2 separate regions of the Homo sapiens genome follow, and region 1 is linked to region 2. Evidence: chromatin loops called from intact Hi-C (ENCODE). Cell type or tissue: adrenal gland. All regions are shown on one strand. Links, peaks and the distances in the headings refer to the core of each region. The heading gives the core; the rest is flanking DNA. Region 1 has its middle 17 kb from the start of OPCML. Region 2 overlaps OPCML (opioid binding protein/cell adhesion molecule like).

Region 1 (10,817 bases), core at 1,983-9,982, 55 kb after region 2:
AAGGTCAGGGGGTGACACACACACAAAATCGCCTCTGGACAGTGTCTCCGTGTCCCCAAGAAGCTACACTGAACACCTGAGACCCACTTAGGAACTCACCAACTGTGAGGACCATGCATCTCTTAGGAACTACCTGCCATGACAGCTCAGCCCTGAGACCCACTAAGACAAGAGTCCTGAAAGGTTCCAGCGTGCTCAGAGGAGAGTGTACCCATAGGTTCCACAGCACCATGGGCCTTTATTTACACAGCACCCTTTCCCCAGCACCAACCTAAAGCATTTTTTTTTTTTTTGAGATAGGGCCTCACTCTGTCACCCAGGCTGAAGTGCAGTGGTGCAATTATATCTTATAGCAGCCTCAAAACTCCTGGGTTCAAGCAATGCTCCTGCCTCAGTCTTCAAAAGCATTGGGATTACACGCGTGAGCCACCACATTCGACCCATGACAGCATTTTAAGGTGGAAATTAGCTCATGGAGCCTTTGCCAGGATCTGCAGGTGCCAAGGGTTCGGAGCTGAGGAATACAGAGCCAGAAATGGCAAACAGCGGTAGGTCCAGCCGTGCCAAAGGGCACACTTGTCACTACATCTTCCAGGCCAAGATTTTGGCCATGACATTGGAGCATCAAGAACTCATGGCTCCTGCACTCTGATCTCTGATAGCAAAGAGGAAATATTTCTTCCCTGACACTTTCATTAAGGCTTTAGTAACCTCCCCAACCACCTCCCATGGAAGGAGGCTCACAACCCACATTCACAGCTTTCAGTGTCTATCCTCTGGAACAGCATATGCCAGCAGTGGCAAACTGGCAGCCTGGGAGCTGGATTTGACCCCAGGACACGTATTCTATATCCAGCAGTATTTTTAGATAAAGTATGTTGCCAACAAGTCGTCATCCAGATTTTTAGGTTTTCTTGAAAAATCAGATGACTTAATCAAGCTGATTCTTCATTCCATCTAATAAAAATCGTCTGGAATTCTAGCTGCTCTTCTAGGCAAAGAAGCTCCTCTGTGCTACTGCAGCCCCAGGGCCCACTTCATTCATATATACAACCCACCCTCCCAGGCCTCCCCTGCACCTAGAGTGTAGTGTGTCTCTCTCTCTCTCTCTCTCTCTCTCTCTCTCTCTCTCTCTCTCTCTCTCATATTACTATAAGTTAAAACACTGAGAATCTGAGAATGCTTTTATTCTCACCCAAGAAAACATCACCAGAGACTTAGAAATTATCCAACTTCCTCCCCAAGTAGGAGAAATAGTGAAGAGATCATTTTGCAAGGGCTCAATTTTACCCATCTGGATATCTCAGTGTGTGGCACATGAAGCCTTCATTACATTTCTATAATCAGTTGGAGATAATATGGTCCTCCAGAGAGGGATGTTCATGTTCTCAGAAACCTGGAAGAGCAGGAGTAGGTGAAAAAGTCATGTGTGACCTTCACAGGCACCTACAAGTAGAGGGGCCAGAAAGTGTGGTTTTGGTTCCTCCTCCAAAGCAGGCCAGTGGGCATTAGTAATGGTGGGGGAGGGAGGAGGTCCCTAGGGAGGATCTGCATAATGACACTGAGACCATTTACCAAGACACAAATGCAAACTGAAAGAGTAATATTCTTCAGTGACATATTCAAGCAGGAGAGAAAACTGTTTTAAAAACAACCACCAAAACCTGCTTACCTCGTTTTGCATGATGCTCCCTCGCCCCCTTCTTAAGTACACACTTTGTGGAAGAGACTCACACATTTGCATGACAGTACAAAGAAAAGGCCCTTTACCCACCAGGATGGAGAGAAATGAGAGAGGGAGGGAGTGGGGGGTAGTGAAGCAGCTGGTTCCACAGAAGGAAAGGGAGCAGGACTGAGTACCGATTTTGGCTTTGGGAGAACAAGGCATTCGGAAGCAAGAAGCCATGTTGGTAAGTGAGGCCCCTCCTCCCCATAGAGGCCAGGGAACAGCCCGGAGCACAGGGGCTAATCTGTGTCAAGAGCCCTTGGTTTCCGTGGACCACAGACAGAAACATCAGCTGGTGATGACATACAGGGTATCGCCCGTTCTCTGATCTCAGAGTGAAAAGGGACCACAGCAGGCTCCTGACTCATGCAGGCCCCTCACCCCACCTTGTATGGCCTCCTTCCCCTGTGCAGCCTCTTCCCACAGTGCAGCCTCCTCCCCCTGTGCGGCCTCCTCCCCTGTGTGGCCTCCTCCTTCAGCATGGCCTCCTTCCCCTGTGCAGCCTCCTCCCCCTGTGCAGCCTCCTCCCCCTGTGCAGCCTCCTCCTTCAGCGTGGCCTCCTCCCCTGTGCAGCCTCCTTCCCCTGTGCAGCCTCCTCCCCCTGTGCAGCCTCCTCCTCCTGTGCGGCCTCCTCCCCTGTGCAGCCTCCTCCTTCAGCGTGGCCTCCTCCCGTGTGCAGCCTCCTTCCCCTGTGCAGCCTCCTCCCCCTGTGCAGCCTCCTCCCCCTGTGCAGCCTCCTCCTCCTGTGCGGCCTCCTCCCCTGTGCAGCCTCCTCCTTCAGCGTGGCCTCCTCCCCTGTGCAGCCTCCTCCCCCTGTGTGGCCTCCTCCCTGTGTGGCCTCCTCCCCCTGTGCAGCCTCCTCCTTCAGCGTGGCCTCCTCCCCCTGTGCAGCCTCCTCCTCCTGTGCGGCCTCCTCCCCTGTGCAGCCTCCTCCCCCTGTGCAGCCTCCTCCTTCAGTATGGCCTCCTCCCCCTGTGCAGCTTCCTCCCCCTGTGTGGCCTCCTCCCCCTGTGCAGCTTCCTCCTTCAGTATGGCCTCCTCCCCTTGTGTGGCTTCCTTCCCCTGTGTGGCCTTCTCCTTCAATGTGGCCTCCAGCCCCATGTGCGACCTCCTGCCCCAGTGTGGCCTCTGCCCCCAGTGCGGCCTCCTCCCCCTGTGTGGCCCCCTCCTTCAGTGTGGCCTCCTTCCCCTGTGTGGCCTCCTCGCCCTGTGTAGCCTCCTTCTTCATTGTGGCCTCCTCCCCCTGTGTAGCCTCCTCCCCCTGTACAGCCTCCTCCTTCAATATGGCCTCCTCCCCGTGTGGCCTCCTCCTTCAGTGTGGCCTCTTCCCCATGTGCGACCTCCTGCCCCAGTGCGGCCTCCTCCCCCTGTGTGGCCTCCTCCCCCTGTGCAGCCTCCTCCTTTAGCACAACCTCCTCCCCCTGTGTGGCCTCTGCCCCCAGTGTGGCCTCCTCCCCCTATGTGGCCTCCTGCCCCTGTGCGGCCTCCTCCTTCAGTGTGGCCTCCTACTTCAGTGTGGCCTCCTCCCCCTGTGCAGCCTCCTGCCCCAGTGTGGCCTTCTCCCCCTGTGCAGCCTCGTCCCTCTGTGCAGCCTCCTCCCCCTTGTGCAGCCTCCTCACCTTGTGCGGCCTCCTTCCCTTGTGCAGGCTCCTTACCTTGTGCCACTTTTCTGGAAAAAAGTGTCACAACCTGTGCTATCACCGCCCACTGGGGACACTAGTAAACAGGAAACCTGTGTTGGCTTGAGGATCGTCACTTTTGTTTCTTGCATCTGTGGCCAGGGCCTTCTCAGCACTGCTGTTCTTCACTGCAGCCTCAGTCTCCAGGAGGAATTCAGTAAATATGTATGGAATGAACGTAGAGATGCGTGAATGAATGAATGAACATCAAGGGTCCCTACAAAATCACTTTTGTGGTGTAGGCCACAAGCCATACTCCAACAGGCAGAATTCAGAGAGTGAAGAGACTTTGAGATCAGATAGGCCTGAGTCAGAATCCTGCTGTGTAACCTTAGACAGCTGCCCTCCCCTCTCTGAGTCCCTATTTCCTTACCTGATGAATTAAGATAAGAATGTTCATCCCACAGTGCTGCCATGAGGAGTAAGTGAGAGAAAGTCTGTAAAGCACTCAGCACAGCGCTTAGGAGCTCAATAAAGGGCCACTGTTGTCATTACTGGTCCAGCAACAACCTGACGTATTGATTTCTAGCAAGTCTTATTCTCAAGCGGATCCCGAAGATTCCCACATGGAAGTTTCCTGGATCGCATGCCAGGTGGAAAGGTCTCTACACCCCCACACTGACCTCCAGCTGACTGCTTCTCAGGGTGTCACTTGAGGAAACTCTTCGTCAAACTCTTTCTGCAGCCTGCCCTACCCATACGAAGTTTCCTTCCAGAGTGTGGGCTTGCATGCAACCACACGGAGGGCTCTTCCAACTCCCTGGCCCTGCCGTTAGACTCCTTCCTCCTTGATGTCTTGATTTGCCTTGTCCGCCCGCTCCTGCCTGCATCCCTGCACACCCATGCTCTCTACTCCCTGCGGCATGCCCCAGGGCACTTTATTCTTGGCTCTGGTTCTTGGTCTGGTTTTTCTCAGCCCTCTTCCAGTCTTTAAAAAATCAGAAATATGGAAACTTACATTTGACACAGTCACAAATAACTTTTGTCTCAGTCAAGTGACGAAGACACCCAACATATATGCAATAGGGGGTTAGGCCATTTCACAGATAACTAAGATTTTGATTTCTTCTCTTTCCAGCTCTCAGATAAACAGTCCAGCAATGGATGCTTCCGAGGCAGCAGAGCCTCATGGCAAGCATCCAAACAGACCTGGGTTTGGGATCTGGCTCTGACACTCAGTCCCTCCAGGCAGCACGCCTCGGTGTCTGCTATCTTCAGTCTCCTCATCGATACAATGGGGATAAAGAAAGTAACTACCTCCTCATGCCAGTGTGAGAAAGGATGGCAACATGTGTTAAGAAGCACTGAGAACAGTGTCTGGCATGCAAAAGTATTCAGTTGATGTTAGGCATCACCGTCATCATAAGAGGAGCCAATGGCATTTATTGAGAATATTCTGGTTAGACTCTATACTAGACACTTGAGATACAAGACGGTAACACCAGACAAGGCCTCTGGACCCTGAATTTAAAGTCCACAGGGAAGTAGAGACTTTTGTTAAATAATCATGCACATAGACAGGAATTATCACCGTGACGATTACCCGAAATGGAGGGGCACTGTATTAAGAGAGGAGAAGCGGGAGGCTGAACCTGGTTTAACAGGCCAGGGAAGCCTTCCCTCAGGAGGAGAGATTTCATCTGAGATCTCAGGGATGAATGAAAGTAATTCAGGTTAGGGGGATGCACGTGCGGGAAATGACCAGGGCCCATTTAAGGAACTGAAAGAAGGCCCAGGTGGCCAGGGCTGGTGAGGGTGGAGGAGCAGAGGAAGGCCAAATCCTAGGGAGACCACAGGCTCTGCTGAGCAGCGTTGTCTCCATCCTGACACTGAGGGAGAACTAGTGATGATTTATAAGTTTGGGGAAGGAAGTGTGCATGAGCATTCTGGGTGCAATGTGTAGAATGAATTGGAAAGGAGCAGACATGGATGGGGCGGGGACAGTCGGAAGTGCACTGCATCAGTCCAGGCATGAACAAGAGCAGCTTTGTCTAAAGCACTAGATGATGGCAATGGGCACGGACACCCACTACCGGACTGTAGAGTTTTAGGAAACACAAGCCACAGAATTTGGTGGTGATGGGAACAGGGGCAGCAGAATTTCCAAATCTGACCCCTCGATTCCTGGTTCTGTTTCTGCACAGATGCACGGACATAGTGTCAATGAATGAGAAAGGACACAGTGAACTCAGACCTGGCTGAAGAGTGCAGTCATGGGTTCTGCTGGGGAAGCAGCATCACAACACATCACAACAGCTCATTGCTCTAGAGTCAGACTGCCTGGCCTCCAATCCTGTATCCATTCCCGACAGTCGGTGTGACCTGAAACTCTCCAAGCTTAATTTCCTTAACAATTCCCACCCCCCAACCTCAGAGTTGACATGAAGATCTGAGACCATGGACACGAAGCCATGAGCATAGTGCCTGGCACACAGTAATAACTCAACACAGGCCAAGACTTTGTAAGCTGCGTGGCATAAGCAGCAATTGAAGGAGTCGTCACTCCCTCTCTCCAAGTTTCTTCAGGTTCAGGTAATAGAGACTTTTGCCTTCTCAGGAAAAATATTAAGAAGCTGCTGTCTGTCCTTTGCTTCCCACTGCTCTTCCCCCACAGGAATAAGATTGATTTCTCTAATTAGAGAGATGACAAAGGTCTGACATGTCTGAGTCCTTGTTTCTCCACTAGGCAGGGTTAATGTATTACCAGGCTCTGCTCACACACATTTATTCGTTTTGTGTCTCCCGCCCTGCTCCCTCCATCTGGCCCTCTCTCCCTCTTTCTCGCTGCCTTTCTCCCCTTAAAAGGGCTATCTGGAGTTCATGTGTGTCCTCCTTTCTGTTCCTTCCTCCTCTGGGTGATAAGCCACTGGCAGGCCCTGGCTCTGCAGAGGGAGGCCTACAGCTACAGTTGACAAATTATTTTGCCTGTGGCCAAATGAATGAGATCAACTGGGAGAAAGGAGGCTGTTAAATGAGAAGCTCATTTTGGACTTGAATCAAGACTGCATTCTCCAGTTCAGCCTTACTAGTAATAAGATTGATAGTTTGATGCCTGTTTGACTTGGTGTTTCTCAGCTCTTTCAGAAGCCGGTGGGGAGAGAGAAATGATGAATTGTACTCTTTAAGCTCTACAGTAATTGATGCCAGCCACAATGTCAAAAAATGAGATGATCTTGGGAAACATATACAGGAATAAGGAAACCTAGAACTGAGTCTTATCTTTTCAATGGCTTGACTAAAAAATACTTGCCAGGAATGAGCAGAGAGAAAAGTGGGAGCAGATTAAGAGAGGGTCATGTTACAAAATCCAGGAGAAGAGAGGGCCTTCATGAGGAGGGAGTGATGGACAATGCAGCAACTGGCTACGATGAGTGTTAACTTTCTTCTGTTACCTGATTGTCAGGGAGGGCATTAATGGCCTTAGAAAAAACTCCTTTGTAGCAGTAAGGGAGTAGAAGCTAACCTCCTGTGGGTTGGAAGATGAGTAGAAGGTGAAGAAAGGAGAGAGGACAAACACATAGACAACTTTCCAAGAATACCGGCTATGAAGAGACAGAGAAAGACTGGGGGGCCACTTACCACTCCAGACCCCAACCCAGATCTGTCTCAAGCAGACCCCACACCTCCATTTCACAGCTGGACTGGAAAAGCCGAGCTCTATGAATGTAACCCTCCAACACTCTCTGTTAATCATCGGTTCATAGGAGCGATGCTCATGGGCGTTTTTTTTTCTTTCTGAACTGTGTTGAAACACAATCTCTTACATAAATGGACATCCCAATTCAATTGATTCATTTGACCACGAGGTTCATCCCAATGAACCCTCTACCAGAAAATATGAATTGGGCTGTTGTATCTTCCTGGCAAGAATCATCCATTTATTTTCAGGGATATTATAGTGCCTCGTATATTTCCTGTTACAGTAGGTGTCACAAGGTATAGTAACTATTTCTGCACCTCTCCATAACCATCCCCAGCTGGTAAACTTGTCCTTGTCTCACACAGTAGGAACTCAATAGTGATTGTAAAATAGCTGAGAAACGGGCAGCATCCTTCCCCGGCTTGTGGTGAAATGTTGACAAAATTGGATTTCTGTGTTGGACACAGTTCAGAAGATACTAAGGAGACATGATGACTAAATGCAATATGGTATCCTGGATGGGATCCTGGAATGAAAGAACATTCGTGGGAAAACTAGTGAATGCCCTCAGCACACCCAGCCTAAGGCACGAAACCCTATTTCCTTGTACCCCAGGTTCTTGTTTTTTAGAGAAAGTTGAAAGATATGTAAACCTTTCCTCCGAAGCAGCTCAGCATGAGGACATGGGAAGATGAAAGGATATCCTGGACATTCTTGTGTATCCTCATCAACAAATTAACCTTCCTAGAAAAAAAAAATTAAGAAAAAGGAGTCATCCTTAGTCTTTCGGTCTAGTTTTCCTTCACATGGGTTTGTTTAAATGTAGGAGGAGTTCTGCCTGCAGAATGGATAAGGAACTTGGTAATAACTTATTTCACTTAGTTCCATCTTTAGTATTTTGTCCTCATGGTTGAAGACTTCTTTGGAGAGCATATTTGACAATCATATGACAGTGAAGATTGAATGAAATACCTCTAGATTTGTCTTTTTCTTATAAAGCAATATGGATCTCCCATACCCTTATGCAAATGAAAGTTGCCCAGGAAACTATCTGTATCTACAAAAGAAGAGATGATAGTGACGTCTGCAGCAAGGAGCACACAAGTCAACCAGAGAAGAAGTCAGGATCAGGATACATCTTTAGGTGCTGTTAAAAAGTCGTAAAATGATCTGTGAAATTCTGAGTCTGAATGTGGGATTATATTCAAAAGCGAGTTGAAATAGCTTGCCCTAGCAAAACAATGACAACAATGGCAACAGCAACAACGTTTACTACTTGCTAACCACTTACTATGTGCTGGGCACTGTGCAAAGCACAGCGTGTTCCATCATTCCATCCTCACAACCCTGTTGGATGGTCCTACTCTTATCCTCATTTCACAGGCAAAGACGTACAGGATTAAAAACGTTGAGCAACTTTCCCAAGGCCATTACTGCACTAGGAATAGACATAGCCAGGATTCTCCTGGGTCCGGGGCCCATGCTCTTAGCCACTTCCTCATAGCACATCTGCATCGGTAAGCCTGGGCACATATCATGCAAGTTCTGGAGTGTCCACTGTCACAAGGGCAAGAGGCAAAGAGTGTGTTCTGTATAAGGGTCACAAGTCTTCTCTGTGCACATCGTGGAAGAGGTACCATAAGTTCTGTCTTTCTGCAGCTGCCCCTGGCTGTCCAGAGCTCCCTGGGATGCCTCATCCTCAGAAATTTCCCTGCGAAGAATCCTTTTACCCACCTGTACCTTGACTAACTCCCATAGATTCTGAACCATTCTGGTTTAACATATATTTACTGGACCAGGCCACGCCACCCCAAATCCTTTTTTTGGAAAAAGCTATACATGGAGAATAAATTATCTAATAATGTATCTCAGGCAACATGGTGAGTAGTGGGGATGTGAAGATGATAAGACCTGCTCTTTGATAGCAAATTGATACACTAATTAACATTAATAGCTTAATTGGTAATAACGGCTTAAGGCATTACTGCATCTACTTAAGATGCTATCGTTTTCATGAGACCTCTCAATGCTCAAGCTCAAACGAATAACCCACAGTGTGAATTTCAGCACCCTCAGCAAGTTGGGAGTGGAGTGGACAGCAGGCCAAGAAAAGGGCCACTTCCCAATTCCACAGTCTTAAAAGCATGAAGGAGGGAAGGAGTCAGGGGAGCCTCCTCAGCTCCTCAGACTTTCCTTGTCCGTGGTCTTTCTGTGTAAGAATTCAGAGGGTGCTGAGCGCCACAGCCAGTCCTAGGCTTGTGATAAACCACATACACCTGGAACAGCTCACTCAGAAACATGAGTACATGAGGACTCCGATCCGGCAGTGCTCCACACATTAACATGCATACAAACCCCCAAGGGATCTGGCCAAAATGCGGATCCTGGCTCTGTGGATCTTAGGCAAGGCCTGAGCATCTGCATCCCCAGGGAGCTTCCAGCTGATACTGATGCCGCTGGTTCTGGGAACCACACTCTGAGAAGCAAGGCTCTGGAATGCCTTCCACCATGCCATCATTTCCCAGTGGCCACCCAGGTCTTACTTGGATACCTCCATTGATGGGGAACTTACTGCCCTTTAGGATGGCTTTTTCTTCAGTGCTGTTTCTTCCGTGAAGCTGAAATTTGTTATCCTCAATCACTGAATGTTGTTCTGCCCAAAGATCAATGATTTTCTCACATTTAGATTCCCAATTATCTGTGATAGGCAGGAGCTATGGAAATAAATTCCCTTCAAAGGGTAAATGCAGATACCTACTGATTATTTCAGCCCAGGTGGGGCTGATTCTGCCGCCTTCGACACAGTAAAAGCTGAGTTACAGAGCACTTCACATACCAGGCAGCAGAGCCGGGAACCAGCATCCATGGCCCATTATGACTGTATTGTTCATGAACAATTTAGGGATCTGCAAACTTACTGCTAAACATTATGGTTTCTTCAGTGAGATAAGAAGGGCAATTAGGATGAAAAAAGAAACAAATGCAACTGCTTGGGGAATGTGGATTGTGTATAAGTGTGTATATGAACCCAGATCGATCTGAGCAATGAGCCATTTGGTTTGGTCTGAGGAGATCTGAGCAGCAGAGACCGTGTGGCTGTCTCTTAGTATAACCTTGCTTCTAGACAAGGCTTGAGGGTGTCCTAATTTCACACTTGAACTCCAGTGTCCCAAGGACCTTTTGAGAACTGGTGACATCTCAGACTGTTTCGGCTTTGGATGAAGGTGGAGAACAAGCAATGGGTCAAAACAAAGCAGGCACCATCTGCCAATTCTCCATGTTGCACAGCCCATGCCTGTGTGGGAGCAGCCGGTGTCACGGCTACTGCTGAAGATAAAGAGAAGAACATGTATCTGGAGGTTTGAAATTTTAACAACAGCTTCTTGGTTGTTAATGAATAATAGACACCTGGGAGGGGTCAATGCCACCCACAAAACTGGGGCCTAATATCTGATAGGCTGTCAACGTCCAAGCCATAGCTTGAGTTTCCAAGTCAAACTTCCTTTTCCCCAGATAAAGGAAACACTGGGAAGGAAACAATGGTTAGATTAGCAAGGCCGGCCTCGAGGCTACCGGGAACGAATAGCGCTAGCGCGATAACTCCGCTTTCCTTGGAAAGAAAAGCTTGGAGAGGACAGAGAAGGGGAACCACCCCGCCCCCTCCTCCCAGCACACACTCTCGTCACCACCCTGCACGAAATGGGAACATTTTCAGGCCCCAGTTATGATTTAAATGAAGCACACCGCACCAATATTGTGTGGTGCCATCTGT
Region 2 (10,817 bases), core at 840-8,839:
AACAAATAACCCCATTTAAAAGTGGACAAAGGACATAAACAGACATTTTTCAAAGGAAGACGTATAAATGGCCAGCAAACATATTAAAAGTGCTGAACATCACTAATCAGAGAAATGTACATTAAAACACAATAAGATGCTATCTTACACCAGTCAGAATGACTATTATTAAAAAGTCAAAAAACAACAGGTGTTAGTGAGGATGCAGAGACTAAAAAATGCTTATACACTGTTGGCGGAATGTAAATTAATACAAAATAGAACTACCATTCAATCCATCAACCCCACTACTGGCTATCTACCCAAAGGGAAATAAATCATTATTTCAAAAAGATACCCACACTCATATGTTTATTACAGCACTATTTACAATAGCAAAGTTATGGAATCAAGCTAAGTGTCCATCAACAGAGAAATGAGGAAAATGTGTGTGTGTGTGTATATACATATATATATATATATATTTTTTTATACATGCACACACATATACATATACACACACATACATATTTATACATACATATACATCCTACATGCACACATGCACACACCATGGAATACTACTCAGTCATAAAAAAATGAAATGTCTTTTGCAGCAACATGCATGGAACTGGAGACCATTATCGTAAATAAAAGTGAAGATTTAGGTACCTCATACCAAATACATGAGGAGCTTAAAATCAGCTATGGCTAAGGATATATACCCTAAAATCAGCAAATGCTACATATCAGGGTTTGTTTTACTCCTTCAGAGAGCTTGTTGTTTCCTGCACACCACTGTGCCCAGGACGCATGCAAGAGAAAAGTTCTGAGGGTGAGAATAAAAACAAAGTGGCATAAGGTTGTAATTCTCAACAGGAACCCACCTTTCTGAGATTTCCATCCCGACCTACATATTAAAGATGAAAAATCTCCAAATGACCTGCTTTTTTTGTAGTTCAATATTTCACTGTGAGTTCTTTGTATTTTACATGCAGATATACTTGAACATTGTATATTCCTAATTTTTCATCTTTTGAATCTCATATTCTGTAAGACATAAATTGATACAGCCATCAGTGAAGCATGTGGAGGCCCAGGATGGCAGGCAAGGTCAGTGAAGTAAAACGAGGGTCAGGAGTGAGCTACTAAAGCCAATGAAAGTGAGAATCCCAAGAAAAGGCAAATATGCTTCCAAATAAGCCACCTCCTCTCAACATGGAAGCCCGGGTCAGCCCAGGAGATATAAGTGAGACCATGCCACTCCTCTGTGGACAATGGTCTTCCAATGACTTTCCAACTCAACAAGAATAAAAGCTCCCATGGCAGTCTCTCCTCCTTTCTTGCTTTTTTTGATGATTGAGGCCTCCTTCCAATATACCAGCCATAATCCTACATCAGCAGAGAGGCTACATCCCAAATGGCTGTCCTCATGGCTTGCTATCTCATCCCCTTTACATCTTTAAAATGTCATCTTCCTTCACCCTAGGCCCCCGTCAACGTTATGCTGTTCCATAACTCTTATCCCCTTATACCATAGAGTTTATTCTTTAACTGCCAATCTCTTCTCACTAGAATGGAAGCTGCATGAAGGCAGAATTGCTAAGTGTCTTGCTTGCTGCTATATCCCCTGTACCTAGAACACTGCCTGACAGAGAGTGAGTAGGTGTTTATTAAACATTTATCGAATGAATGAGTGAGTGAATGAGAAGTCAGCAGTGTGAAATTCTATGGGAAAGTTGATCAAAGGTCAATGAACTGGGTAAGGTCTGTGCAGTGTCGGATGATGCCCAGGTCGACAACCTCAGGCAGGAAGAGAAGTGAGGAGGCAATCAATGGGTGTGCAGAAGTCAGCCCAGACACTCCCTTGCTGGGCTTGCCAGGGCTCACGTCCCACCTATGTTGAGGCCTCCTAGTCACTTTACACCTTCCCCTCAGCATCACACAGCCTTGAAAAATGTCTCTTTCCACTCATTTTTGGAAGGCACCACGACACACTAGGTGAGGGGAGAAAAACAGTTCATTTGATCGATTTCACTGTAACGGTCCTCTTGAGAGGAGAAGAGGCTGGGCTGGGAACATTCTTATTGTGTGGTTATAGTTTGGCTCCTGCTCATAAACAATATTTCCCCCACCCTCTCTGCAGATCCTTGTCTAAGGAATTCCTGCTTTCTATTTCCACTAAGGACATCAGGGAGCACTGGGAAAGGGGAAACATGGGTAAAAAGTACCCATAAGCTATGCGAGGAATCCCAGAAAATCGCCCAGAGGCAGAATGTGACTGAGGCAGGCTGCAGCAGCATGATGAGGTTTGAAATCTTCTCGTTGATCCCTTTCTATAGACCAGAACCCCTTTTCTGGCCACAGGTCCTTGGAGAGAGAGTCGCTTCCAGCACATCAAGAAAGGGAAGCACTGAGCATTTACCATTCAGTTAGCAGAGCCGAAATGCCAGGGGGAACATGAGGTCAGGAAAAGTGAAAGAAGGATCAGGAACTCCAATCAGGCAAGACCCAGAAATAGCAGAACTCTTGTATTCTCACTCACGAGGCCTTTCTATCCTGGGCTCCCACAGCAAGTGTCACACCTTGATTAAAACTTAGAATAGCCTGGGGTAGGCAGGAGAGGAGATGAGGAAAGCACGCTCAAATCAGTGCCTAGAATCATACATGGGGTCTCATCCACAGAAGGAACACATGGGAAGCTCTCATCATGACTGCATATGCTGGCTTTTTCAGCAGGCAAACCTCGCCAGTGCTCTGTCCTGCTCTAAGGAAAAACGTAGCCTGGCCAAAGGTGTAGACTGAGTGGACAGGAAGGGAAGAGGGGGAGTGGGGACCATGGAGAGCTACAGCAGAGCTAGGAATCAACCTGCCTCCCCACCGCACTGGGTCCTGCTTCTCTGGGAGAGGATCCATTTCACAAACATGTGTTTCCTACTGAATGCTGGCCTCATATGGATGCTTTTGGCCTTTTTTTCTTTTAGTACTTAATCCCCTAGGAGACGAAACTCTCATTCCAAATCAGCTTTTCACCCACACTTTTTCTACCCTTGATAACAGCCTTATATAAAAGCAAAGGGAGGAACAACCCAAACGTCATGAAGATTTGAGGCTAAAATCATGGGTAAAAAGGCTGCTCAGAAGTTGCTGGGGTTTTTTTAATAACAAAGTAAGACATGGCCATATGAATGGAGAGATAAGTCATTAGAGACTAAAACACGTCCCAGGGTTGCAGAAGAATTAAGTTGGAGACAATGATGCCCAACGATCAAAGGGGAAAATAAAAAGTAATCCTGATGTTAATATCAGGGAGACAGATAAGAGCTAAGCAGGCAATTACTGCCAAAAAAAAAAAAAAGTTTAAATTCAGTGCCCAGTAAAATTTCTGAATAAATATTAACGGGAAATTTATAAGCACTTAGTGGCTAATGGAAACTTGAGGGAATGTCCTAACTGCGAGGTCTATTACATGGCAGAATAGTCTATTAGATGCAGAAGCAGTCTCCTTGGGGATACAGCAGCACCATCCCTGTGGGAGTCATTTAAAACAGGATAGAAAGGCACACTGGAGAATATGCCATAAGAAGCATCAGGCACCACCACGAGGCAAGGAGAAGGGTTCAGTTAGGCTCTGCTCCCTTTGGGAAGGACCACCTGTCAGTCCTTCGGAGCCCAGTATCTGCATCTCAAACTGAGGGCTCCTCTCCCCTCAAAACTCTCCAATGCACCACCTGGGACCAGTGATGACAAGCGCAGGATTGAGGAGCTCATGACCTTGCCCCCCAGAAGGCCACCCCCATCCTGGCTGGGAGCCTCTGGCCTGTACCCTTCTGAGAGAAGATGGTAAGAGCACAGGAAGCCAGCCTGCTTAAGCCTGGAGCCTTGCACGCCGGGCAGGCCTCAGGGGCCACCCAGCACCCTTTGGGGAGATCCATGAAGGGCTCTTGCTGCCATTATTACACAAATGACATACAACTGTAGACATAAGTAGAAAGTGAGGATAAATACACAAGGCACCAAAATAAAGTCACCTCGAATCTCGTTCAGTCACATGGGTGCATAGCCTTCCCCCATGTGTACATGCATACTTTTTTTTACAGAAATGAGTTTAAACATAGCATTTTATAACCCATGAATATATTTCAAACCAATAAGACACTTCTACAACATCTTTTCTTAATAACCATTATTCCACTGCATAAAGGCAGTATAACCTATTTCTCTATTGTTATACATCTCTTTGTCTCCATTTAAAAAAAAAATAAGCATGCATTTAGTGGACATCATTGCAGTCATCTTAATTACTACATAAGATAAAATCATAAAAATAAAATTGTTGTGTCAAAGAGTATGCATAATATTTTAAGAGTTTTTTAATGTTTTAGACATGAAGTCCCTGCCCATGCCTATGTCCTGAATGGTAATGCCTAGGTTTTCTTCTAGGGTTTTTATGGTTTTAGGTCTAACGTTTAAGTCTTTAAAATTGACATATGGGATCTAATTAAACTAAAGAGCTTCTGCACAGCGAAAGAAACTACCATCAGAGTGAACAGGCAACCCACAAAATGGGAGAAAATTTTCACATCCTACTCATCTGACAAAGGGCCAATATCCAGAATCAACAATGAACTCAAACAAATTTACAAAAAAAAAAAACACACAACCCCATCAAAAAGTGGGCAAAGGACATGAACAGACACTTCTCATTCTCAAAAGAAGACATTTATGCAGCCAAAAAAACACATAAAAAAATGCTCACCATCACTGGCCATCAGAGAAATGCAAATCAAAACCACAATGAGATACCATCTCACACCACTTAGAATGGCGATCATTAAAAAGTCAGGAAACAACAGGTGCTGGACAGGATGTGGAGAAATAGGAACACTTTTACACTGTTGGTGGGACTGTAAACTAGTTCAACCATTGTGGAAGTCAGTGTGGCGATTCCTCAGGGATCTAGAACTAGAAATACCATTTGACCCAGCCATCCCATTACTGGGTATATACCCAAAGGACTATAAATCATGCTGCTATAAAGACACAAGCACACGTATGTTTATTGCGGCACTATTCACAATAGCAAAGACTTGGAACCAAGCCAAATGTCCAACAATGATAGACTGGATTAAGAAAATGTGGCACATATACACCATGGAATACTATGCAGCCATAAAAAATGATGAGTTCATGTCCTTTGTAGGGACATGGATGAAGCTGGAAACCATCATTCTCAGTAAACTATAGCAAGAACAAAAAGCCAAACACTGCATGTTCTCACTCATAGGTGGGAATTGAACAATGAGAACACATGGACACAGGAAGGGGAACATCACACTCTGGGGACTGTTGTGGGGCGGGGGGACGGGGGAGGGATAGCATTGGGAGATATACCTAATGCTAAATGACGAGTTAATGGGTGCAGCACACCAACATGGCACATGTATACATATGTAACTAACCTGCACATTGTGCACATGTACCCTAAAACTTAAAGTATAATAATAATAAAATAATAAAATAAAATAAAATAAAAGTTTTTTCAATTTTATTTTTCCATAAGTTATTGGGGTACAGGTGGTATTTGGTTACATGAGTAACTTCTTTAGTGGTGATTTGTGAGAGTTTGGTGCATCACCCAAGCAGTATATGCTGTACCATATTTGTAGTCTTTTATCCCTTGCCCCCTGCCACTCTTTCCCCCAAGTCACCGAAGTTCATTGTATCATTCTTATGCCTTTGCATCCTCATAGCTTAGCTCCTTTATATCTGTGAGAACATACAATGTTTGGTTTTCCATTCCTGAGTTACTTCACTTAGAATAATAGTCTCCAGTCTCATTCAGGTCACTGCAAATGCCATTAATTCATTCCTTTTTATGGCTGAGTAGTATTCCATTGTATATATACCACAGTTTCTTTATCCACTCATTGATTGATTGGTATTTGGGTTGGTTCCACGATTTTGCAATTGTGAATTGCACTGCTATAAACATGCGTATGCAAGTATATTATTCGAATAATGACTTCTTTTCCTCTGGGTAGATACCCAGTAGTGGGATTGCTGGATCTAATGGTAGTTCTACTTTTAGTTCTTTAAGGAATCTCCACACTGTTTTCCATAGTGGCTGTTTTAGTTTACTTTCCCACCAGCAGTGGAGAAGCGTTCCCTGATCACCGCATCCACACCAGCATCTACCGTTTTTTGATTTTTTTATTATGGCCATTCTTGCAAAAGTAAGGTGGTATCGCATTGTGGTTCTGATTTGCATTTCTTTGACCATTAGTGATATTGAGCATTTTTTCATATGTCTGTTGGCCATTTGTATATCTTCTTTTGAGAATTGTCTATTCGTATCCTTAACCCACCTTTTGATGGGATTTTTTTTTTCTTACTGATTTGTTTGACTTTGTTGTAGATTCTGGATATTAGTCCTTTGTAAGATGTATAGATTGTGAAGATTTTCTCCCCCTCTGTGGGTTGTCTGTTAACTCTGCTGACTGTTCCTTTTGCCCTGCAAAAGCGCTTTTGTTTAATTAGGTCCCAGCTATTTATCATTGTTTTTATTGCATTTGCTTTTGGGTTCTTGGTCATGAAAACCTTGCCTAAGCCAATGTCTGGAAGGGTTTTACCAACGTTATCTTCTAGAATTTTTATAGTTTCACATCTTAGGCTTAAGTCCTTAATCCACCTTGAGTTGACTTTTGTATAATGTGAGAGATGAGGATCTAGTTTCATTCTCCTACATGTGGCTAGCCAATTATCCCAGCATCATTTGTGGAAAAGGGTGTCTTTTCCCACTTTATGTTTTTGTTTGCTTTGTCAAAGATTAGTTGGCTATAAGTATTTGGGTTTAATTCTGGGTTCCCTATTCTGTTCCATTGGTCTATGTGCCTATTTTTATACCAGTACCACACTGTTTTGCTGACTATGGCCTAATAGTACAGTTTGAAATCAGGTAGTGTGACGCCTCCAGATTTGTCCTTCTTGCTTAATCTTGCTTTGGCTATGCAGGTTATTTTTTGGTTCCATATGAATTTTAGAATTGTTTTCTCTAACTCTGTGAAGAAGGATGGTGGTATTTTGATGGGGATGTGTTGCATTTGTAGATTGCTTTTGACAGTATGGTCATTTTCACAATGTTGGTTCTACCCATCCATGAGCGTGGGATGTGTTTCCATTTGTTTGTGTCATCTATGATTTCTTTCAGCATTGTTTTGTAGTTTTCCTTGTAGAAGTCTTTTGATTCTTTTGTTAGGTATATTCCTAAGTATTTTATAGCTTTTGCAGCTATTGTAAGAAGGGGTTGAGTTCTTAATTTGATTCTCCACTTGGTCACTGTTGGTATATAGAAGAGCTACTGATTTGTGTACATTAAACTTGTATCCAGAAACTTTGCTGAATTCTTTTATCAGTTCTAGGAGCTTTCTGGAGGAGTCCTTAGGGTTTTCAAGGTAAACGATTATATTGTCAGCAAACAGGGACAGTTTGACTTCCTCTTTACCAATTTGGATGGCCTTTATTTCTTTCCCTTGTCTGATTTCTCTTGCTAGGACTTCCAGTACTATATTGAAGAGGAGTGGTGAGCGTGGGCATCCCTGTCTTGTTCCCGTTCTCAGAGGTAATGCTTTCAACTTTTCCCCATTCAGTATTATGTTGGCTGTGCGTCTGTCATAGATGGCTTTTATTACATTAAAGTGTGTCCCTTGTATGCCGATTTTGCTGAGAGTTTTAATCATAAAGGGATGCTGGATTTTGTCTAATGCTTTTTCACCAATTATTCTTATGTTTGGTCGTTTAACATAATCCCAAACTTCTTGGAGTCTTTGTTCATATTTTCTTATTCTTTTTTCTTTGTCATTGTTGGATTGGGTTAATTTGAAGGCCTTTTCTTCAAGCTCTGAATTTCTTTCTTCTACTTGTTCAATTCTATTGTTGAGAGTTTCCAGAGCATTTTGCATTTCTAAAAGTGTGTCCAAAGTTTCCTGAATTTTTGATAGTTTTTTCTTTAAGCTATCTATTTCCTTGAATATTTCTCCCTTCACTTCTTGCTTCATTTTTTGGATTGCCTTTCATTGAGCGTTTCCTTTCTCTGGTCCCCCCCGATTCACTTAATAACTAATCTCCTGACTTCTAATATTTTAGGAGCTTTGATTCTTGTTACTACGATGCTTTCTGGACAGGTGGAAGCTCCCACCAGCACAGTGTGAAAGTGAGATTTTGGTCACGTCGCTCTTGTTAACAGCATTTCTCCTTTGGGCCCTCATGCCTCTGGCTTTGAGTATGCGTACAGAGCACACAGCCAGCTCAGTCCAGCTAGTGTCAAGCAGGAAAGGAAAAGGAAGGCCCCTTTAAATAGGCAGTTTGTGCTATTTCCCCAAAGAGAAGGAACTCAGCAAAAGGCTGCAAACTGTCTTAGAAGGAAGAGGCTATCTGCTTGAAACAGCCAAGACCTTTAGCTCAAATCCATTAATCCTCTTTATTAAACCTGGGTCACCTCTGAGTCCCGGCAAATTAACCAGCATCTCCCCACTGCAAGTGAATCGAGAGACAGTGCACTGCACACTGCCTGTCAGTTTCACGGACCAGGGCACCAGGGTCAGAAGGCTTCCCAGGCTCCATCCTCTGCTTTTGTCAATTTAAAAGGGAACATCAGCTGCACTTGTATAAATTACAGGCCAGGCTGTGTGAGGGCCGGGGGCCAAGGCAGCATCTCTGCACCACCGGAGAGGAGAGGAGAGGGTGCCGGGCAAGCGGCGGTTGCTCCAAGGCTTCCCTTCATTCCAACACCTCTGAGTGTGTACAGGAGCTCTGAAGGGGTCCAGTTCAGAGTCCAGAGTGAGCCCAGGTCTCTCCCAGGAGCACCTCTCCTGGCTTCCCTGCGTTTTCTGCTTTACTCCCTTCCAAAGCTGGCAAGGAAGGCCTGAAATTCTACCTTTGCTGGGTCAAGACATGAAGTAGAGACAATGCCAGAGCCAAATGTGGAAGGGCCAGAGACAGAGGGAGACAGAAGAGGAGACAGAGAGACTGAGGCAGTGAAAGGACACAGACGAGACCCAGAAGAGTCAGAGAAAAGAGAGTCAGAACTAGAGCAATCCCAGGAAACCGGGCACAATATCGCGCAGGGCCCCTTCTCTCCAGCCTTCCTCGCACCATCTGGGCCTCCCAGGGCCTAAGACAACTGTACTTGAAAATATAGTGGGTCCTTCTCCCCACCCATCTGGCTAAAGCTTAACAGTTACTCAAAGAACAAGTGCGGTCTCAGCTGCAAGACAAATGTAGGCACATAGATGCAGGCCTTATTGGAACCAAAGTCCAGTAGCGTCGCACATCTGATTTTATGCTCCACTTAATAGGAAGGATATGAAAACCAGGGAGGTCCCAAAGGAGAACTGCAAAAAGGATTTAAGCATGAGAAATGAATCTTATAAAACAAGGCAGGCCAGAGGAGTGATCTGTGGTCACTTTAGATGTAAGAATAACAGCTACCATGGATGGAGTTATGGAACCCAACAGGCTCTAAGATGGAATGATGGCTTTATGTTTACAAGAACCCTGTGTGATATGTGGTAAGATTGTTACCACTGTACAGATGACTACAATGAGGCACATGAGGTTCTCCTACATGTTCAAGTCCACAAATCCCAAGCCTGGAAGCTACAGGGCCAGCGTTGGATCTTGACCTGGAACCACCATGGTATTTATGCCACTGCAGTCACTGAAGGACGGTGACACAATGCTCCCTGTCCACTGAGGACAAGCTGAAAAGCCGTCCAGCTCCCTCCAGAAGTCAACGTTTTTGCTGACCTGGCAGCAAACCAGCCCATATGGAAAGTGGAGAGTGAGGGAAAAAGTCTTGGGAACCAGGGATTTCGGGCGAGGGGCAGGCAGGGTCAGAGGAACTAGTGGGCATGAAAGCAAGTTTCCTTACACAACATCTCCATCGCATTCCCAATAGGAAAGAAAAATGGTGCCTAGCTTTGTTTAATATTTTCTCCTGCTATCCAAATAGTGTTAACATCTGTTACATTTCCAATCGGGAAACAAATACATGCATCAGTGTATATGCTAATGATCCCTGGCCTCCCCTCCTGTGGGGGAGAAATGGAACCTTAACCCCTTTGCCACCGTGCTCACTCTTCTGACCTTTCCTTGGTCCCAAGGGAAGCCCATGCTTTGAGATTTTGAGGCTCTTTGTGGGCTGCACTCGTAGTTCATCTCTACCCTGGAGGCAGACTCTCTGATGGATTTGGGAGAGAATATCTCACAGCCTGGAAGAAGGGTCACCCACCTGCTGCCTGGGAGTAGAAGAGGTTTGTTGGGGTTTTTTTTAAAATAATAATAATTGGAAAACCTTCCAGGAGATCAAAAACAAATGACCAACACCACCAGCAGAAAAATAAATATATATATATATATACACATATATATATGTGTGTGTATATATATATACACACATATATATGTGTATGTATATATATATACATACACATATATATATATATATTTTTTTTTTTTTTTGAAAGGGAGTCTCACTCTGTTGCCCAGGCTGGAGTGCAATGGTGAGATCTCGGCTCACTGCAACCTCCGCCCCCCGGGTTCAAGCAATTCTCCTGCCTCAGCCTCCCAAGTAGCTGGGATTACAGGCATGTGCCACCACACCCAGCTAATTTTTGTATTTTTAGTAGAGACGGGGTTTCACCATCTTGGCCAGGCTGGTCTTGAACTCCTGACCTCATGATCCATCCACCTCAGCCTCCCAAAGTGCTGGGTTTACAGGCGTGAGCCACCGCACCTGGCTAACTTTTTTAAATCAAAGGATTAATTCAATTCCAAAC

Evidence for each region. A loop is a pair of places that touch in the nucleus more often than their neighbours do. Peaks named below come from ENCODE experiments on the same cell type or tissue, not always from the same donor. Only the 100,000 strongest peaks of a DNase experiment are listed, where the experiment ranks them.
Region 1: a loop joins it to region 2, with 4 times the contacts of the local background. A loop is called at or near these places in 1 of 110 quality-filtered maps.

Annotation. Positions count from the first base shown.
Region 1 is chr11:133,543,733-133,554,549 of GRCh38, forward strand. No RefSeq gene overlaps it. Among named protein-coding and RNA genes, the nearest start is that of OPCML, 17 kb to the left of the region's middle. RefSeq lists enhancers at 1,887-2,805, 10,538-10,817. In adrenal gland, for the core only: no CTCF peak of the experiment used is centred there; a DNase peak (open chromatin) is centred at 6,099.
Region 2 is chr11:133,489,390-133,500,206 of GRCh38, forward strand. The region is part of intron 1 of OPCML (opioid binding protein/cell adhesion molecule like); the gene reads right to left. Among named protein-coding and RNA genes, the nearest start is that of OPCML, 38 kb to the right of the region's middle. RefSeq lists enhancers at 8,128-8,628, 8,629-9,129. In adrenal gland, for the core only: no CTCF peak of the experiment used is centred there; no DNase peak of the experiment used is centred there.